Regions from separate parts of the Homo sapiens genome. Here region 1 is linked to region 2. Evidence: chromatin loops called from intact Hi-C (ENCODE). Cell type or tissue: PC-3. All regions are shown on one strand. Each heading gives the region's core, and the rest is flanking DNA. Links, peaks and the distances in the headings are about the cores only. Region 1 overlaps SNX25 (sorting nexin 25). Region 2 overlaps SNX25 (sorting nexin 25).

Region 1 (5,379 bases), core at 236-5,235, 53 kb before region 2:
GGCGTGTGCCACCATGCCCAGCTAATTTTTTGTATTTTTAGTAGAGCTGGGGTTTCACTGTGTCAGGATTGGCCCACCTCGGCCTCCCAAAGTGCTGGGATTACAGGCGTGAGCCACCGCACCCGGCCAGTCATTGGTCACATTCTAACCAGTTACAGGTCCTCTGCTGTCAAGAGACTACTACACACAGTTCAAAGAGCCCAAGAGTAGTTGTGAGGTTGGGAGGAGAAAAGCCTCTCCATTGAAAAGGGGAAAAGAATCATCTTAGACTATTTGTGCCAGAAAGACCTCAAATTTCAAATTCAATTCATGAATAATAATATATTAAAAAGCCTTTTAAGAATCTGACTTCCAACCAGAATTTTAAATGGACAACACAAGGTTTCAGAAATAACATCTGCAGTAGATGTTTCAAGTCCAGTACTTTGCACATAGTAGTCGGTCACTGCTATGAGTCAAACTACACTGTTATCTCCATCTATAACTGCGTATCTCCTAGACTCTTCTCTTTCTTGGAACTGTGCAATTCAAATCTAGACCATATAAAATAAGTTTATTGATTTAACAGAACTTGTGGTTTAAGAGAGAATCTGCTGACCTGCCTGCCTAGCTTCCTAAAATTTCAGTTTACAACTTGAGATTAGGAAGCGACTCTTAATAAAGGTCATCATCTAAGTTATTTTCTACTGATTTAGATCTGACTTTCTATCAGCTGAAACCTGTCTGATGCTTTTGAAGCAATTCTAGCATGTGAAATTGTAGTTACTGCAAGGCAAGAGACACGCACTGTGCTGCTGCTGAATTCTGTCATGAGTCATCATCTGCTGAAGGCAAAAACAGCAAAGAACCATGTGCGCCATGATCGCTACTTGATAAAAAGCCCACTGAAATGGACAGCCTGGAAATCCTCTACATGTGCCTCTTCTCCATCCCTGTGAAAATTACTGCCCGATGTATGCACCACTCACAACATGCAGCCGCTCATTTTATAATTAACAGCCAATATCATAAATAGGAGCAATGAAAGCATGCATGATTTGCTGACACTGAAAAGGAAAATAGATTAGCAAGTCCTGAGTCCTGAGAAAAAGAAGGCCATTTTGGGAATTTCTTTTAATTACAGGTGCATGCACCCACCATGCCCAGCTAATTTTTGTATTTTTAGTAGAGATGGGGTTTTGTCATGTTGGCCAGGCTGATCTCGAACTCCTGACATCAAGTGATCCACCTGCTCCGGCCTCCCAAAGTGCTGGGATTACAGACGTGAGCCACCGCGCCTGGCCTTTTTTTGGGAATTTCTTTATCTAAGGCTTGTCAATACAAAAGAGATTTGTTTGCCTTAGACTAAAACAAAAAATTAAACAGGCCATTTTTTCTGAGTAAAACAAAAGCCTATGATACTTAGGTCAACTAAACAAGCCTCTGACGGGCAACTAAAACTTTTTTTTTTTTTGAGAAAGGGTCTTGCTGTTTCATTCAGGCTGGAATGCAGTGGCTCATGGCAGCCTTGACCTCCTGGACTCAAGCAGTTCTCCCGCCTGAGCCTCCTGAGGAGCTGGAATCACAGGCATGCGTGTACTACCACACCTAATTTTTTTATTTTCTGTAGAGACAGGGTCTCACCATGTTGCCCAGGCTGGTCGTAAACTTCTGGGCTGAAGCAATATGCCCGTCTCAGCCTTCCAAAATGCTGGGATTATAGGCATGAGCCACTGTGCCCAGCCAACTAAAACTCTTTTTTTAAAATCTTAAGTAGAAGTAAACTTTGTTTCTGACCACAAGGAAAATATATTCATTGGCAAATCAATAAAAAAATAGCAAATGTTCTTTACAGTGTTTCCTATTAAAATTTATAAGCTTTATATGGTAAAACTATTATACTAATCTTGTACAAATGTCTGACCACTAAATCTTTCACTTGGGAAAATCTGATAATTTCATCTTAAAACTTATTTTGTTATATAAAAAAGTGATTTTTTTTTAAATTTCTAGACGTTGACTCATATTCCTATTCTGCAGGAAATCATAATGTTTATCTTGTGAACAATTCTGGGTATAGAGTTACCATATAAAAGATCTTGATAACAGTACTTCCAAATTCCAGGCACAGAGATGAAGCAGGCACCAGACCAGGGGGCCAGGTTAGGTCAGCTAACGGGTCTGGTGACTTCAGACAAGCAGTTGATCTCTTTGGTTCCACTTCTTCACCAACAAAATGAGAAGTGAGACTAATCGCTAGGACACCCTTTCAGGCCTAAACCGATCTAAATAATTCTATTCAACTTCTATTGGCTACATGACTTTGCAGTTATGAAAAATTCCAATAATTTCTTAGAAACTAATAATAATTGACTATATTAATTGAGTTCTCAATAACAAACCCAGGGCTTTCATAAATGCATGATCAAAATGTGGATCACTTTTTATGAGCAACATTAGAACACTCAGTGAAAGACTGGGATACATATATAATGCCTTTATGTATATGGATAATATAATATAGTTTAGAATAGACATATGGCTTGTAACAGTGCTAGATGACAGGGCCACACACACACCCCAGTGGATACGCAGATATTAACTAACAAGAAGAGTTAGCACTTCAGTGCTACACAACTGTGAAAACCTTAATACATGGTCTGTATTTTCCTCTAAGTAAACGCCTGCCATGTGATGCTCATCCTACTTGCCTTCTGGCTTAGAGTCTGAACCTTAAACTGATTCTCATTATTTGACATAAAAACATTCTACTCAAGATACTCAAACTCGTCGTCATGATTAAAGGGGAGCTCTACAGAGTACAACCTCCTGACCCTCGCCAGTCAGAGTGTGGAAGTAGCTCAAGCTTTTCTTATCTAACTTGCCATATGCATTCTGTGGGAGAAATTCTTTTAGAAATCGACTCTCCTATCCAATCTTAGAATCATATCAGAAACGAAAAGTGAGAGAAAATTAAAGACTTTCAGTTAAATGACTGGCTGCTAGATCATAAGGTAATTTGACTGTCAAGGCAAAAGAGTAGGGCATGGATCCAAATATTAATTTCATACAACTCACTTGTTGATGGTTCTTCCAAAAGTGACCTGAACGAGGGCAATTAATGTTCTTCTCACCCATTTAAACACTGAAACAGAAACCAGAGGAAAACTTTTTATCACAGGGCATCACAATTTGGGACATTTTCATAGCTGTACAAAGCATAAATCTTACCACTTAAGATGATTTCAGTCCTGCCATCAAGTCATGGCTATGACATCTGCAGAATTTGGGTTTAGGTCAGGAAAACTCTTCTGACTAGGCTTTCATTTTCTACCAAGCAACTGATGAGATGAAAGCAGAGTTTTTACAGTGTTTCAGTGCCTCCCAACAGCTGAGCTCGCAAGCGGAAAGAGTGCTTCATCTGTCCCTGGGCTATTGACAACGTGTCTGTTTTCCACCACCACACAGTGTAATTCCTATTTTAGATTTCTGTCTGGCTTGCTGAACCCACTTTTTGAACACACTGCTGAATGAGAAACATCTGTAGTCAAATATTTTGAAATATTAATGAACGGATGGGTCTAACTGTTCCTGTTTGAAGCGGTTTGCAGATCACTGTGTACTTTATATATACTACGCATTTGGGAGAGGATAAGTGAATGGTGAAGAGGCAGGACCCTGAATGAGAAATGAATTTGGCCGTCTCCAGTGCCACCCCCATAGCAGGAGGGCACAAGTCACCTTCTCTGAACCCCAATTTCCTCATCTGGAAAGGAAGGTATTAACATGTGCCTTTCTTTGCTCTGAAGGTCTTTCCCCGTGTGTGAGAAAGACTGTGAAGGGTTCTACAGACCTAAACTTTTATTGTTAACATAGAGACACATTTTTATAGGTATAGAAACTGAACATAAACCAACAGAAGGCAAAGAAATGCTATGAGGATATTTTAGGTCCACAAATTGGAACCTAAACCAAAATTTTCATTTATATATTCACCTCCATCTATTGAAGTGTTTGGCTACTGACATACGAGGAAATAAGAAATTCAGACTCAGTCATAATGGAGCCAAGAGTTCGGGGCTCTTGTACCCACTAAGAAAAGCTAACAATGGCAAATTCACAGAAGTCTCTGTACAAGGGCAACCACACAAATAGAAATCATAGAAAACACAGACTTGGCACTAGACATTAATATACTCTAAAGCCATTTCTAATTTTTTTAATGGATCAAAATATCCAGTTAAAGTAGTATGAATTCTTCACGTAAAGTCAAGTCTTGGAGTCGGAATCAAACGTCAAAAATGTCTTAAACTTTTTGATGGAATTTGCTGGAATGCTGCCAAGCATGTTCATTTTAGGTTGGCATTGAGGCTGGGATGAGCATGTCTATCAGTGATGATAACTTCACTTTGTCTTTCTAGGGCAGGAAAGAGGTGGCTCATACCTAGAGGGTCTGAGGACAAGTGCAACTCTAGGAAGAGTGCCTGACGACCAAGGGGTTATTTTTAAAAAGGGGGCCAGGGGTATTACTGGTCCCTTTTTGTAAACTAGAGCAGAAACCAAAACTCATTTTGCTACAAATTTTCTATCACTGATAGCCCCTTACTCTATTACTTTTCCCTCACCTTCCCTAGTCCCCAGTAACCCCCCGATACACACACACACACACGCGAGCCCCATTACTCCAAAGGCTTGTTTGCTCAAAGCCACAGAGGCAGCTGCAGCAGCACTAGGATTCTGCTGACGACGAATAGATCACATCTCATTATATATGAGGTTCTATTTATTCTCTCTGAAATGCCACTAGCAAAACCGAATATGTTCCGAGCAGGCAGAGATGGAGGAAGTGCATGCCGCAGGCATGGTGAGGAGCCCTGCTCCAGCTGATACTGGCTCTGACATGCCTACTGTATCTCTTAAGCTCTGTACCAATAGCAAAGACAAAAACAATGATGAAGCCTAGGACAGTGTCCTCATTCTTATCAACTCTGTAGGAAACTGGGGAGACTCATGATTTAATGGGCCACATTTCACCAAACAAGAGTCAGACTTTGGGTGGATTACTATTTGTCTATATTGAATCAAGTTAAACATCACTGTATATGTCTTAAAGTGTCTCAAATATTAAAAAGCTATTAGGTTTTTTATCTGAAAGGATTTTTCATATGTGGATGATATTCCATCATATAGATATTTCTTAAATAAGTTATCTTCCATTTCTAAAATTTATCTTAGTTCCAACTTTTCATTATTGTAATTATGCTAAAATATCCTTATGTGTAAATCTCTGCCTGCACTTTAGAATTTAACTTTGTCTATTGCTTAATGTGAATTACATTTTTGGACCCTTAATCTGTAAATTCACTGATGGCAGAATCTGTATCTGATATGGTTTTGTTT
Region 2 (5,379 bases), core at 173-5,172:
ATTTGTGTTTTGTCTCTTGGTTCCCACGAGTGCAGTCTAAGTAATGGTTTGCACATCCTCCCAGCTGGAGACCTCCATCCGGTTCCCTAGGATGGTCATTACCCATCTCAGGTCCCAATTAGTCAAATGTATAACATAGCACTCAGGGAGGCTGCAAAATTAGCTGAAAAAACTTAGACACAGCACCATAATACGTTTTTATCAGAAGCAGCTTTTCCGGTACTTAACACAAAGGGCCACAGGCAGGCCTCAGGTCAATACATGGACTTGTTCAAGATGATCTGTCAGGTATTATCAGACATCTTTTCATCCCATTTTCATTTACTTCAATAATGGTTTCTGAACTTGTGTTATACTTGGCCAACAGTCAGGACCTGCCTAAAGAACTCACTAATTTAGCATTTATCTCAACAGGAAAAAAATAGTATTTCAGAGACTCCTTTGTGGGAGGATGAAGGTAAATGTAGTTTGCCCCAAAATTAGTCTATTGCAAACTAAGATGTTTTGTGAGTGTACCTAAGGAAATGCAAGCTTGGAAGACCTAATTTTTCAAGAAAACTTTTACTTTTAAAATATATATCCTTAAACTTCATAGTTTGTGTATAATGTTTAAGTTAATCTAAAAATTCTGGGACTAAAGTTGCCTCTTATTTATAAAACAAACCTAGACCTCAATTTTAATTTGGGGTTAAAACATGTTAATAAAGAGAGAGAAATATAGGAGAAAACTGACACCCATTTACCAACCATTACATTCTTTTTACCCAAAGAGAGCTTAAAACGCCTTTCTAAAAGGACAAAACCTAGAAGAAAATTCCAAAGAGAAGTAAGAAAGAGAATAACCCTTCCCTAAAACCCAGCTGCAAGGCTGGGAAGAATGTTTTGGTGCTCCGCTTAAATGTGGCTTGCTCACGTGAATGCGTTCTGTTTGATAATGGGCCATACAATGCCATTGTCTGATCACAAAGCTTGTTGCTAACAAATGCAACAGCAGCTTGTTGCTTAGATGGTTCTGTTTATTTTTGCCTCAGAAAGCGAATGCCACATTCAGAGCTAAATGACTAACGTGGAGCTCATGCATCCCATGCTGCTGGCATGCAAAAATCCTTGTAAATCCAGTGATGCAGATGAATACATTTCTTTGTGGCCTTAAAACCCATTCATCCAAGAAATATTCACATCAAGAAAAGTATAGGCGAGTGGGTGTGTGACAACACCCCGTGACCCAGCTCATGCCAGAGTTATGTGGCTGTTTCTCTATAGAGTGTTAAGTAGTAACACTGTGCATTGTTAGAAACTGGGTTAATCACACAACATTTAATCTAGCTTTAAAAAGAAGTGGCCAGTGAAACACCGGATGGCAGTGTGTCTTTAAACTGGTGCCAAGATGAACACACACATGATGTTAGGTTAGTGCAAAAGTAATCACGGGTTTCGCCATTACTTTTAATGGCAAAAAAAGTGATTACTTTCGCACTAACCTATAATATTCCAAAGCAATTAGTTCAAATATTTACTGTTTTTCCGTCTAGATAGTCTAGGTTCTACTGAGATCAGAGCAAAAGGAAATGGGTGAATTTGGGTTCATTTGGTGAAAAAGACATTTATATTAGACATTAGGTAAACCCTTTTGGCTACAAAGACATTACAACAGACTTACGAATAACATCACAGAAATGCTTTTCGCTATAAATCCCCTGCCCATGATATAATTCTTCCTTAAGCAAGTGAAGTGGCTTGCAGTAAAACAAAAACAGCAACATCTAACGACAACTGTTAGATGCTATTTCTAATGAGGCAGCAGAGAGCAAAGTAACTTAAAGTGCAAACTCATGACTCCAGAAATAGTACAACTGGATTAAAATGGCACCACTGTGCTTTTCAGGTATAAAAAAAGAAAAACACCAACAGTAGAATATTTTCCTTCCCTCATAACATGCTATCATGTTCCAGGGCATATCATAATGGCAGCATCCTCAGCAGACTCACTGAGGGATTTAATGGATAATACAGGGCAGGGTTTCTCAACCTCAGCACTACTGACATTTTGGACAGGGTAGTTCTCAGCTGTGGGGGGCTGTCCTGTGTACTGCAGGATGTTTAGCAGCATGCCTAGCCTCTACCACTAGATGCCAGTAGCATCCCTTCCCCCAAAGACGACAACCAAAAATGTCTCCAGACTATTGTCACATGTCCCCTGGGGAGCAAAACTGCCACCTCCTACCCTCCACCTGGCCCCACTTAGCAGTGCTGATACAGAGGTACAACCTGCTCCTCTAACAAGAAGGTTAGAGCAAACAGAGGACAAGGCCGCACCCTCCTTCCCCTTCCCTCACTCCTCAACATGGGCTCTCTTCTCTCCTCTGCCCAGGATGCTCAGGTCTTCTCGTGAAATGCAGGCAATCGACATATGGAATAGAGACTTCCTCCCTAGAAAATGCTGGTTCTCCAATCAACTGTATGTGCACTGACAGACTAACCAGCTGTTGAATCTTTCTTGTATATTCAAATAAAAGTTTTAGGCTGGATGTGGTGGCTCATGCCTGTAATACCAGCACTGTGCAGGGCTGAAGTGGGAGGATGGCTTGAGGCCAGGAGTTTAAAACCAGCTTGGGCAACACAGCAAGACTCTGTCTCTATAAAAAAAAATTTAGGCCCGGTGTGGTGGCTCACGCCTGTAATTCCAGCACTTTGGGAGGCTGGGGCAGGCAGATCACATGAGGCTGGGAGTTGGAGACCAGTCTGATCAACATGGAGAAACCCCTTCTCTACTAAAAACACTAAATTAGCCGGGCATGGTGGCGCATGCCTGTAATCCCAGCTACTCGAGAGGCTGAGCCAGGGGAATTGCTTGAACCCAGGAGGTGGAGGTTGAGGTGAGCCGAGATGCGCCATTTCACTCCAGTCTGGGCAACAAGAGCAAAACTCCATCTCAAAAAAACAAAATAAGTTTAAAAATTAGCCAGGCGTGGTGGCATGCACCTGTAGTCCTAGCTACTCAGGAGGCTGAGGCAGAAGGATCACTTGAGCCCAGCAGGTCGAGGCTGCAGTGAGCCGTGATCACTAAAGCCAGGAGTTTGAGGTTACAGTGAGCTATGATCACGTCTCTATGTTCCAGCCTGGGTGACAGAGTGAGAACATGTCTCTAAAATATAAATAAGTAAACAGAAGTTTTACTAAATCCTCTTGATGGAAGGGTTCAAGAAACAGGTATATATTTACTTAGGGACTAGTCAAGATTTGAAGTGAGAAATGGTACTTGACCTCTTAACACAAAGCTGGCAGCAATTCTCAGTAGTTACCAATCATCACAGACTTCTTCAAAATTATCTAGAAATCACCTCAACAGTTGCTAAGGAACTCAAAAAAATATTTGCCTTACTTTTCAACCTGAGGCTGGTATGTCCTTTTTTGAAAAGAACAAATGGGCTTCTCTTACCACTCTAAACACCTGAGATTTCATAGTCTAACGTGTCACTCCACTTCAGTGGAGAGTATATTTGAGGAATAGCAGAAATCGTACAGGAGTTGATGGCGGAATCACTCACTTTATGATGGAGAAGAGTACAGAGACACATGGACTTTGTGCAGCCCGGCCAGGGTGTGCCCACTGTGTGCCCTGCCTTGCTTTTTTTTTTTTTTTTTTTTTTTGAGACAGAGTCTCGCTCTGTCGCCCAGGCTGAAGTGCAGTGGTGCAATCTCAGATTACTGCAAGCTCCGCCTCCCAGGTTCATGCCATTCTCCTGCCTCAGCCTTCCAAGTAGCTGGGACTACAGGTGCCCACCACCACGCCCGGCTAATTTTTTGTATTTTTAGTAGAGACGGGGTTTCACTGCGTAAGCCAGGATGGTCTCGATCTCCTGACCTCGTGATCCACCCACCTCGGCCTCCCAAAGTGCTGGGATTACAGGCGTGAGCCACCACGCCCTGCACCTTCGTTTAATGTCTTGGTGCTGGAACTCCTAGCACTCCCCTTGGTTTAAGGCCCTCCAACAGGCTTGCAATATGTTTTTAAAGGAATAATATAGCAATTAAATCCACATATAAAATTACAAGCAGAACCCCGTTCCCAAATCAGCACTGTGAGCTGAGCAGATTTGAGATATACACCCGGAACTCAGATCTGACCCATACAATGCTTGTTGTGAGCAGGAGCCCAGGACGAAACTCAGGAGACTTGGGCTCAAGTTTCGGATTTGTGTGTGACTAACTAGCTCTATTCAAACCAGGTCAGTTGTTTAACATCTCTGGACATGAGCTTTATTTGTTATAAAATGCAGGTGTTAGAGTCTACGAGGACTAAAGTTCTTCTTGGGGAGAGAGGGTGAGTAGAGTTGGTTATAAACTCATGAGACTATAGTGAGTGCAATGGAAGTGCCCGAGCCCACAGACCTTCAGGCAGGGAATGAGTGGGGGCCAGGTGGTGACAGTGGGGAAGGGACAGCAGGCACTGGAGGTAGTGCTGGAGGTTCAAGGACTGGGCAGGGAGGAACCCTCGCAAGAGCCCTTGGGGCAATGGCAGGGAAACAGCCTGAGAGGTGGTTGGCTCTAACAGAACACCACAGACTGCATGGCTTTCGAACAACAGACATTTACTCCGCACAGCTCTGGAGGCTGGAAGTCCACAAGCAAGGTGCTGGCAGAGTCGGCGTCTCCGCACCACATCCTCACATGGCAGAAGGTGCAAGGCAGTCTCTGAGGCCTCTTTTATAAGGGCACTGCAAGGAAAACCCAACTCCAACTGCATTTTTCCTTTGCTTTCACACCACAACAATCAATACCAAAGACTTCTGTGACCAAATGTGTGGAGGTTTTTTCCCCAAACACCAAGCTAGTGCTGGGTGTCCTCTAATTCAATTCTGGTGCTCTCCACTTAAAGACAGTGCCAGATCCCACAGGGGGAGGGTTCAGTCCCCAAGACTGCCCCCCTACAAGACACTAGTTGCAAGTCTAGGCCTCCAGAACTTCTGACCAACCAGCTTCAAGTCAGGGTTCCCACAGCCCCCTCTTTGAGTTTGATTAATTCACTACCACAGCTCACAGAACTCAGGGAAACTCTTACTTGCATTTACCAGTTTATTATAAAAAGTCTGATGATGTAATCCCAGCACTTTGGGAGGCCAAGGCGGGTGGATCACTTGAGGTCCGGAGTTCGAGACCAGCCTAACCAACATAGTGAAACCCTGTCTCTACTAAAAAAAAAAAAAAACAAAAAAAACACACACACACAAAATATACAAAAATTAGCTGCATGTGGTGACGGGCACCTGTAATCCCAGCTACTCAGGAGGCTGAGGCAGGAGAATCACTGGAACCCAGGAGGCAGAGGTTGCAGTGAGCTGAGATCACACCATTGCACTCCAGCCTGGGTGACAGAGC

Evidence for each region. Hi-C counts contacts between places; a loop is a spot of excess contacts. Peaks named below come from ENCODE experiments on the same cell type or tissue, not always from the same donor. Only the 100,000 strongest peaks of a DNase experiment are listed, where the experiment ranks them.
Region 1: a loop joins it to region 2, with 8 times the contacts of the local background. A loop is called at or near these places in 4 of 110 quality-filtered maps.

The regions. Positions count from the first base shown.
Region 1 is chr4:185,355,416-185,360,794 of GRCh38, reverse strand. It overlaps SNX25 (sorting nexin 25), which reads right to left. Exons shown (of 19, transcript NM_001378034.2): 16 at 3,058-3,124. Among named protein-coding and RNA genes, the nearest start is that of LRP2BP, 38 kb to the left of the region's middle. In PC-3, for the core only: no CTCF peak of the experiment used is centred there; no DNase peak of the experiment used is centred there; H3K27ac peaks cover 466 bases.
Region 2 is chr4:185,301,931-185,307,309 of GRCh38, reverse strand. All of the region lies in intron 6 of SNX25 (sorting nexin 25), which reads right to left. Among named protein-coding and RNA genes, the nearest start is that of LRP2BP, 91 kb to the left of the region's middle. RefSeq lists a silencer at 821-1,115 and enhancers at 639-1,139, 1,225-1,284, 2,320-2,509, 3,398-3,497, 4,682-5,182. In PC-3, for the core only: a CTCF peak has its summit at 2,103 (motif pointing right); a DNase peak (open chromatin) is centred at 1,169; H3K4me3 peaks cover 837 bases; H3K27ac peaks cover 2,503 bases.